Regions from separate parts of the Homo sapiens genome. Here regions 1 and 3 are each linked to region 2. A link is a contact called in ENCODE Hi-C or POLR2A ChIA-PET data. All regions are on one chromosome and are shown on one strand. The core of a region is the stretch at or near the end of the contact, and the rest is flanking DNA. Distances in the headings are between cores, read along the strand shown. Region 1 holds the start of OCSTAMP (osteoclast stimulatory transmembrane protein). Region 2 holds the start of CD40 (CD40 molecule). Region 3 holds the start of ACOT8 (acyl-CoA thioesterase 8).

Evidence for each region. A loop is a pair of places that touch in the nucleus more often than their neighbours do. ChIA-PET counts read pairs that join two places held with the same protein, here RNA polymerase II (POLR2A). Pooled maps may share reads with other maps.
Region 1: a loop to region 2 is called in a pooled map, with 4 times the contacts of the local background. The contact joins the promoter of OCSTAMP here to the promoter of CD40 in region 2. A Hi-C loop is called at or near these places in 10 of 37 single-sample maps with no recorded cell type and 4 of 50 pooled maps.
Region 3: a pooled map shows a loop between it and region 2 (7-fold over the local background). The contact joins the promoter of ACOT8 here to the promoter of CD40 in region 2. A Hi-C loop is called at or near these places in 1 of 37 single-sample maps with no recorded cell type and 6 of 50 pooled maps. POLR2A ChIA-PET finds 5 or more read pairs at or near these places in 1 of 52 experiments (PC-9).

Annotation. Positions count from the first base shown.
Region 1 is chr20:46,549,161-46,552,107 of GRCh38, forward strand. OCSTAMP (osteoclast stimulatory transmembrane protein) reads right to left here and starts at 1,494. Exons shown (of 3, transcript NM_080721.3): 1 at 1,357-1,494. The coding sequence starts at 1,400.
Region 2 is chr20:46,116,824-46,119,738 of GRCh38, forward strand. It overlaps CD40 (CD40 molecule), which reads left to right and starts at 1,491. Exons shown (of 9, transcript NM_001250.6): 1 at 1,491-1,571. The coding sequence starts at 1,521. RefSeq lists a cis regulatory region at 673-2,770, enhancers at 712-1,528, 1,294-1,353, 2,364-2,713 and a silencer at 1,270-1,489.
Region 3 is chr20:45,856,140-45,858,899 of GRCh38, forward strand. ACOT8 (acyl-CoA thioesterase 8) reads right to left here and starts at 1,253. Exons shown (of 6, transcript NM_005469.4): 1 at 1,049-1,253. The coding sequence starts at 1,176. ZSWIM3 (zinc finger SWIM-type containing 3) reads left to right here and starts at 1,475. Exons shown (of 2, transcript NM_080752.4): 1 at 1,475-1,841. The coding sequence starts at 1,687.

The sequences.
Region 1 (2,947 bases), core at 244-2,743, 430 kb after region 2:
AGTCCTGACTAATACAGAAACCTTTGTCACAGGGCTTCTGGGACAATAAAATGAAATAATCCATGTAAAGAAGTTTACACAGGGTCTGGCACAGAAGAGGGATCCTATAAAACTGCACCACTTGTTACTCTGATGATACTTATGTCAACGATGTAAATGTTTCACTCGAGTCTCCTCTGTGCCCAGGCTCTGTGCTGACCCCTGTGGACACAAAGATGAATTAAGTCCTGGTCCCACTAAAGGAGTTCACAGTCTAATTGAGGAGACTTAAATAGACCATTAGAGTTTAAGTTCATTAACAAAGAATTCTGAGCATAGTATGCCTGGGCCTGGACTGGGGTGGGATAGATGGAGAGTGACCCAGTTTTACCTGGGAGTCAGGAAGGCTCCCTGGAAGAGGTGACATTCCAGCTGGGGGTGGAAGGACAAGTGTCAGTTTGTGGGTGAAGAAGGGAGTTGGACATCCCTGACAGAAGGAACAGCGTGTGCAAAGGTCCTGTGCTCTGACCATCGGGAAATAGGGAGTTGGGAGAACCAGAACAGTGGGAAGCTGAGATGCAGTGAGGCCTGTGGGGCTGGAGTGAAGGTCACAACCTTGAAGCCCTAAAGGCTGAATCATATGCAAATGTGCCTTATTGTGGCCCACTCTGTGTGTGTGTGTGTGTGTGTAAGCTGCCCCCATTTGGAAATAAGGAAGTTTCACATTAAAATCTGGGTTTCCAGCTTTTCTTGAGAGATAAGAAGATCTGGGTTAGAGCTCCCACCTTTGCAACAGGTAGCTGGAGCTGAGTATCCACTACCCACCTTTGACAGGGGAGCAGCCCTGCAGACTGCATCCTGCTGATCAATGAACGGGTCCGTCTGCACACCCAGGTGGCCTTCCACAGGTGCAACCCCTTCCCAGCTCCCGAAGGCATTTGAATTTGGGACTAAACACCCCCTTCTACTATATAATTAATATTTGGAACACAGTAGCTTTTGGAATAATAGCTAATAATAAAAACAATTTTAAGGATTGAAAGCCAGTCCTAAGTCATATTGGATGACAATTCCTGCACGGGGTATTGAAAATGGCAAGGAAACTAGCTGCTGTTTAGTGAGTGCTTCCTCTGAGCCAAGCAGGTGCCAAGTACTAAGCATGTGTTTTCTCATTCAATTCTGGCAACAGTCTTGTAGATGTCATTATTACTTCCATTTCACAGATGGGGAACTGAGGCTCACAGAGAACTGAGGATTTGCCTAAGGTCACATAGCCAAGGAATGGCAGAGCTGAAGATTTGGGTTCATATCCATCACCCCCAATGGCTGACTGTTTTCTCACCTGTAGCCCTCAGTGTCCAAAGTCCCCAGACCTACCCGGTCTTGACAAGTTGCTCAGCTGCTCCTGGGTGGCCTGGCATGCTGTCCAAATGGCAGTGGTTTCAGGCGGGCGGTCGCTGGCAGCTGTGGCAGGTGGAGAGGAAGTGGGGGAATCGCTGGGACTTGGGAATCCCTGCCACTTCTGCTTTTCCACTCTTTAATGAAGCTCTCCTGGCTGCCTTGTCCCGCCCTTTTCGGGGCCCACCTCCCAGAGGGTTGGGCAAGCTGCCTCATCCTCTGCCCACAAGCAAGAGCGGGTGGAAGGTGTGGGAAGAGGAAAAGACAGCCTTTTCCAAGCGATGTCTCTAATCTTGGTAGCAGGAAGGTAGAATTAGCCCCATTTTACAGAGAAGGAAACTGAGGCACAGAGAAACCATACAGCTTCCCTTTCCCTCCCACTCCATAGTTGTGTGCCCCAAGGGGAGCCTGATCCCTGCTCTTGGGACTCACAGGTGATAATCAGACCCCTGCCAAGTACTGGGAGCAGTGGCTCTGGTCTCCTTCCCCAGCCCCCTTCCTGTCTTTAGCCTGACTTGTACCTCGCTTCAAATCTCAGCTCTGTCCCTCCCTAGCTATGAGACCTTGGGCAGGTGACCTCATATCTCTCTGCTGGTTTTCTCCCCTTAAAAAAAGTTTAATGAGGCTGGGCACAGTGGCTCACATCTGTAATCCCAGCACTCTGGGAGGCTGAGGGGGGTGGATCACCTGAGGTCAGGAGTTTGAGATCAGCCTGACCAACATGGTGAAACCCTGTCTCTACTAAAAATACAAAAATTATCTGGTTTGTGGTGGTGCATACCTGTAGTTCCAGATACTCGGGAGGCTGAGGCAGGAGAATCACTTGAACCTAGGAGACAAGGTTGCAGTGAGCTGAGATCACGTCACTGCACTCCAGCCTGGGCACAGAGCGAGACTCCGTCTCAAAAAAAAATAGTTAATGAAAATAACAGTTAACATTTATTGAGCACTTACTATGTATCAGGCATTCTTCTAAACAATTTCTCTTCAAATTCACTGAACACTTACTTTGAACATCCCTTTATGGTAAAGATGTTATTTTCATTCTTCAGCTCAGAAAACTGAGACTCAGAGAGCTACGTCGCCAACCACGCCACTCAGCTATTAATGGTACTGCCGTGATTTCTAACCAGCGGGCTGGCTTCAGGGTATACCAGTTAGCCACTGGGCTCTGCTGCTGTGGAGGGGATAATTCACAGACCTCGTGATTACTTCATAGTACAGCTGGTACTGCAAATAGTAGGTACTCAATAATGTAAATTCCCCACGCACACCCTCTGCAGTTAGTGCCCTGCAGGTCTGCTTTCAGGCTGTCCTGAAAGCCAGTTCCTACCTGGAATGCAGACACCTCTCCAGCATCTCTGTACCCCATCACTCCCAGCAGGCCTCCCCTGAGCCCCCCAGGCTCCCCCTCTGTGGGATGGACCAGTAGGGGCACAGCCACTTTCCCTTATAAGGACATGTTGCCTGGGTCACTCTCAGGCCTGAAGGGGAATGTCCTGCGGCCTGGATAGGGGAAGTGACGTTCTTATAGTTACACAGCGATTGAATGGAATACCTGTGGCCAGAA
Region 2 (2,915 bases), core at 241-2,740:
CAAAAACCAAACAAACACCCAAAAAACAAAACGAAACAAAAAACAAAAAAACAAAAGCACGTCTTCAGAGTTCATGAACCCAGGAAATGTAGGCACAAGTGTGTGTGTTTCTGCAAAATGAGAGGGTCCCGAGTTTCCTAACATACTTAAAGTGTTTTATGATGCCACAAAAGGCTGGCCCACTCTTTTTTTTTTTTTGAGATGGAGTTTTGCACTGTCGCCCAGGCTGAAGTGCAGTGATGTAATCATTGCAATCATGGCTCACTGCAACCTTGACTTCTTGAGCTCAAGCGATCCTCCTGCCTCAGCCTCCTGAGTAGCTGGGACTACAGGTGTTTGCCACCATGCCTGGCTAACTTAAAAATTTCTTTATTTTGTAGAGATGGGGGTCTTGCCATGTTGCCAGGCTGGTCTTGAACTCCTGGCCTCAAGCAATCTCCCTTTTTGGCCTTCCAAAGTGTTAGATTACAGGCGTAAGCCACCGCGCCTGGCCCCCACCTTTATTTTTATTTTTATTTATTATTTATTTTTTTTTTTTTTGAGACTGAGTCTTGCTCTGCCTTCGAGGCTGGAGTGCAGTGGCACGATCTCGGCTCATTGCAATCTCTGCCTCTGCGGTTCAAGCGATTCTCCTGCCTCAGCCTCCCGAGTAGCTGGGATTACAGGCGAACGCCACTACATCCGGTTAATTTTTGTATTTTTAGTAGAGACGGAGTTTCACTATGTTGGCCAGGTTGGTCTCGAACTCCTGACCTCAAGTGATCTGCCCGCCTCGGCCTCCTAAAGTGCTGGATTACAGGCGTGAGCCACCGCGCCCGGCCCCACTCTTAATAAATGCCTGTCTCCAGGTGCTGGGTGGGAGGTGGGATGGAATGGAATGAGGTGAGGACGCATGGATGCATGGATGAATGGATGGGAAGTTGAGACGACGCGCCCACACGAGGGAATTTCCTTTGAAAGAGAGCGAAATTCTGAGTTGGGAAACTCTTCCTTGAAACGCCTCCCCATACCCCAGCTGTGGCCTTCCCGTTTTCTGCGTGGTGGTGTGGGGGGAACTTCCTCAGGCCTCTCCGCAGTGGAGCCTCTTTCGGTTCTGCCAGGATACCTAGAGGCAGCGGAGAGCGGGGCAGGGAGGGGAAAACCGTGAGGGTCCCTGTGGCAGGCCCCAGCACCCATGGGATCTCTCTCCGGTCGCAGGAAGCAGGCTAGCTCCTAGCCCGCCTCGGCTTGGCCTTTGTGGGACCTGGGGGCAAAGAAGAAGAGCTGTCTCTGGGACCATGCCTCCTCCCGTACACAGCAAGATGCGTCCCTAAACTCCCGGGGGAATTAGACTTGTGGGAATGTTCTGGGGAAACTCCTGCGCGGTGAATTGCTGGGGGCTCCGCCCCCCCGATAGGTGGACCGCGATTGGTCTTTGAAGACCCCGCCCCTTTCCTGGGCGGGGCCAAGGCTGGGGCAGGGGAGTCAGCAGAGGCCTCGCTCGGGCGCCCAGTGGTCCTGCCGCCTGGTCTCACCTCGCTATGGTTCGTCTGCCTCTGCAGTGCGTCCTCTGGGGCTGCTTGCTGACCGCTGTGAGTTGTTTTTGCCCCGACCAGACGGGAGTTGGGAGTGGGGAATGAGAAGGAAAGGGAAGGAAGACTTCGGGGAAGAGGCCTTCCTGGCTGATTTTTGTGGGGGCAGGAGGGTGGGTGGGAGCTGGGCAAGGTGCCCCCGCTCCTGGCTGAATGGGGTGGGCTGCCTCTCTCTTCTCCCGGGCTGGGGTCCCGGGAGCGGCCTACAGGGGCCGCTCAGGGAAGGCACTGGCTGCCCAAGCGTGCCTAGACGGCCTGGACGGGTTTAGGGAGCCTCAGAGGCTGGCCACACAGAGACTGGTAGGGGGTTCAGAGGGCGGGAAGTGAGGCGGACCAAGGGAAGGGGCGGGTCTGGCCCGTTTCCTGTCCCCTTCTTATTGTGGACAGATGCCAGCCTCTGTAAGTAGTTATCATCTCCTTGCCAGCTGGGGCTGCCTTCTTCCAGGGCATCTTGTGGGAACAAGAGATGGGTGCAGAGGCCCAGGTACTTTTGTGAGAAGGCAAGGAGCTTTTAACATCGCCTTCCACCCCGAACCGTATCTTGGGTGTTCCAACCTAGGAGGAATCCCCAGGGCTTTGCCTTTTTCTCCTGAATTTAAGATGACATAGGAGACCCCTGGGGAGATGAACAGTTTATGGGACACAATAAAGGGTTAGGAGACCAGAGTTCTGGTTGGCTCTGACAGGGCTGGTGATCAGAGGGCTGGAGAAACCAGGGGTTTCTCCAGGCACCAGAGGGGCTCAGAGCCAACCAAGCATATCTCCGGGATTTTCAGAAGCCTACACTTGACTCACTTTTTGTTTAAATGTATTTTTGTAGTTCCTCATTCTGGAGGCTGGGAATCCCCCAAGTACCTGGCTCCTTCATCCCAGCCCCTCTGGCCTCCCCCTACTTTAGAGGGCTGTAGATTCCTGCCTGAAGCCTGGGCAGGAATGACCCATGGTATCAAGGAAAGCAAGGGAAGCAGCAAGGGAAGAGAGGGAGTGGGGAGGCTGCTTTGGTCCCACAGCTTTCACTTTCACCTGAAGCAATGGCTCTTAGGGAACAGGGAGGCAGGGGGAGGGCGGAGCTGGAAAGAGGTAAAGGGGGGCCCTTGTGGTAGGAGTGGAGAAAGAGCCAGAGGAGGTGGGGTGAAGGGTGTGATCCAGGCTTCTCAAGAGCAGAGTTTGCCCTCATAACTCCCAACTTTGGCTCCAGGTAGAGGCTGGGCTGTGACAACAATGTCAGAAGCTATCTATTGAGGGCTTCTTGTGTGTCAGGCTCTGAGCCAAACACTGCCTGTTTTCTTTGTCTGATTTCTCACAACTCCCCCATTATACAGATGGGCAAATTGAGGCTCAGAA
Region 3 (2,760 bases), core at 3-2,502, 260 kb before region 2:
TATGGTCCCAGCTAAACGGGAGACTGAGGCAGAAGGGTCACTTGGGCCCAGGAGGTCGAGGTTGCAGTGAGCCATGTTCGTGCCACTGCACTCCAGCCTGGACAACAGGGCCAGATCTTGTCTTCAAAAACAAAAATCAAATAGCCCTCCAAGAAGTTATTTACAATTCCTTAAGTGGAAGGAAGGGAGCTCAAAGTAAGATAACTTCCAGTAAAGCCAGGAGAAGCCTTGGAGGTCAAAGCTGTTAGAAGCCTTGCTGCAGGGGGCTGGGCGCGGTGGCTCATGCCTGTAATCCTAGCACTTTGGCAGAGGTGGGCAGATTACAAGGTCAGGAGTTCGAGACCAGCCTGGCCAACACGGTGAAACCCCGTCTCTACTAAAAGAAGTTAAAAAATTAGCTGGGCTGTGGCGCGCCTGTATGTCCCAGCTAATCAGGAGGCTGAGGCAGGAGAAATGCTTGAACCCGGGAGGCGGAGGTTGCACTGAGCCGAGATCGCACCACTGCACTCCAGCCTGGGCAACAGAGCAAGACTCCGCCTCAAAGAAAGAAAGAAACCCTTGCTGCAGTCAAGAACTTCAGCGATGCTGGGAAAGAAAAAAACATGCTTAGGCCTCAGAATAAGTAATGAGAAACCAGACCCACCAAATGGTACTGGGGGCGGGATATTGTGAGAAGAAAAGGATACTGAAGACACAAGGAGCTGCGGCGTCGGTTTTAAGGCTGATCCATCAGCTGTGTGCCCTTGGGCAAATCACTGCCCTCTCTGGGCTAGCTCCCCCGTGAAGGCTTAGGGCAGGCTGCCGAGCAGGGTCTCTCAGGTCACCACTATATTTGCTCAGCTGTGCAGACCTCGCAGCGCGGAGAGGAAGGGAGGAAGCCAGAGCAGAGAGGACAGCTCTGTTGGGGGCGAGTTCTCTCCTAATCGTGGCAGAGGGTGCATCCCACGCAGAGCCATACTAGTCCCGGAGCCAGGGGCCCCGGGCGGCGGCAGTCAAGATCAAGTTTCTGCCCTAAAGGAGGGGATGCTGGGCAGGAGCTGCCGGCTACCTGAAGAGATCCTCGTCCAGCGGCTCGAGGTTGAGCACGGTCGTGACCAAGACGCTACGGAGGTCCCCAGGGGGATCGCCGCGGTCGCCACAGCCCTGCCCATCTTCTGGGGCCTGCGGGGACGACATCTAGTTCAATGCTGCAGGCCCTGCACACCCGCTCCGCGGAAGACGCGGAGACATACACAGAACCTGACTCTTCCGGCAGATTGCCCTAGTAACCGGAAGTCTCCTGCAGACCCCGGGAAGGAGGAATCTAGGTTATGATTGGTCAGGACTCCTGTCAGTCCGCTGGTGGCTGTGGCCCTCTTTCTCTAGCAATTGGAGAAAATGAATGCCAATCTGCGAATCCTGTGTGTGACTGGATATGTCGCTGAGGAGGCGGAACCTCGGGACTGGATAATATGGACTGAGTGTCATTTCCCCTGTCAGATAGCAAATACACCCCCTTCCTCTTGTAACCCGGTCAGGCCTAGGGTTCCTCCCTGAGTTCCAGAATAGGCCACCCAGTTGGGGCGGACCCTTAAGGCATTCTGGGCCCACGCCTGCCTATAAACCCTCATAGTGTGACCTTTGACCCCTGGTGTGATCTTGGGCCCGGGCTGGGACCAGCCCCTAGTGTGGGTTGTGGGGGCGGCCATGGAGCTGGGCAGCTGCTTCAAGACCTATGAGGACTTCAAGGAGTGCTTCAGCGCCTACAAAAGGGAGAACAGGTGCTCCTTCATTCTCAGGGACTGCGTCTCCGTCCGCTTCCACAACCTCAACCATGGCACCTCCATCCGCGAAGACATCCTGTAAGGGCGGGCGGGGCGGGGCGGGCCAAGAGGGTGGGGAGGAGGCTGGACCTCCGGAGGGCTGCCTGGAGGAGGAGGGGTGCATAGGCACGCATTGGGCTGCGTGGCCATTCATTCAACAGGCACTCATTGAGCACCTGCTGTGTGCCTTGTGAAGAGAGCTAAGCCTCCACGGCCATTGGTTTTTGACCACCCACTCCACTTTCACTCCATTCACAGGCTTTTCTGGAATTTATAACTGCAGTTTCTCCCATTGTTTTGAGCAGCTGCAGCAACCCAAATACAAAGTATGGCTTTCATAAACGGATAAAAACACCTTGGCGATAATTTCCTTCATCAGTCTCCTCTTTACAAAACAGTCACATGGTCGTTGGAATGTTCGTTCATTCATTCATTCAGTTTTTAGTTCTTATATATTTGTTGAAACAGGGTCTCACTCTGTCCCCCAGGCTGGAGTGCAGTGGCACAATCAGCTCACTGAGCCTTCAACTGCTGGGCTCAAGCGATCCTCCCACCTCAGCCTCTCAAGTAGTTGGAACTGGAGGTGCACGCCACCATGCCTGGCTAATTATTTGATTTTGTACAGACTGGGTCTTGTTATGTTGGCTAGGCTGTTCCCAGACTCCTGGACTAAGCGATCTTTCGGCGTCTCAAAGTGTTAGGATTACAGGCATGAGCCACTATGCCTGGTCTATTCATTCATTTTGTAAATGGTTTTTGAGCTCCTTATATTAACCGTTTTCAAACACTTTCCATGTGCCAGGCAGTGTTCTCTATGCATGCTTTACCCTGCAGGGCTTTTTTTTCAGAATTATAGATAAATGTTATTTTTTTGCATTTGACAGATGAGAAGATTTGACAGATGAGAAGTCAGGCTTAGAGGTTAAGACAGGAGTTGAAAACTCAAATGCCTTCAGGG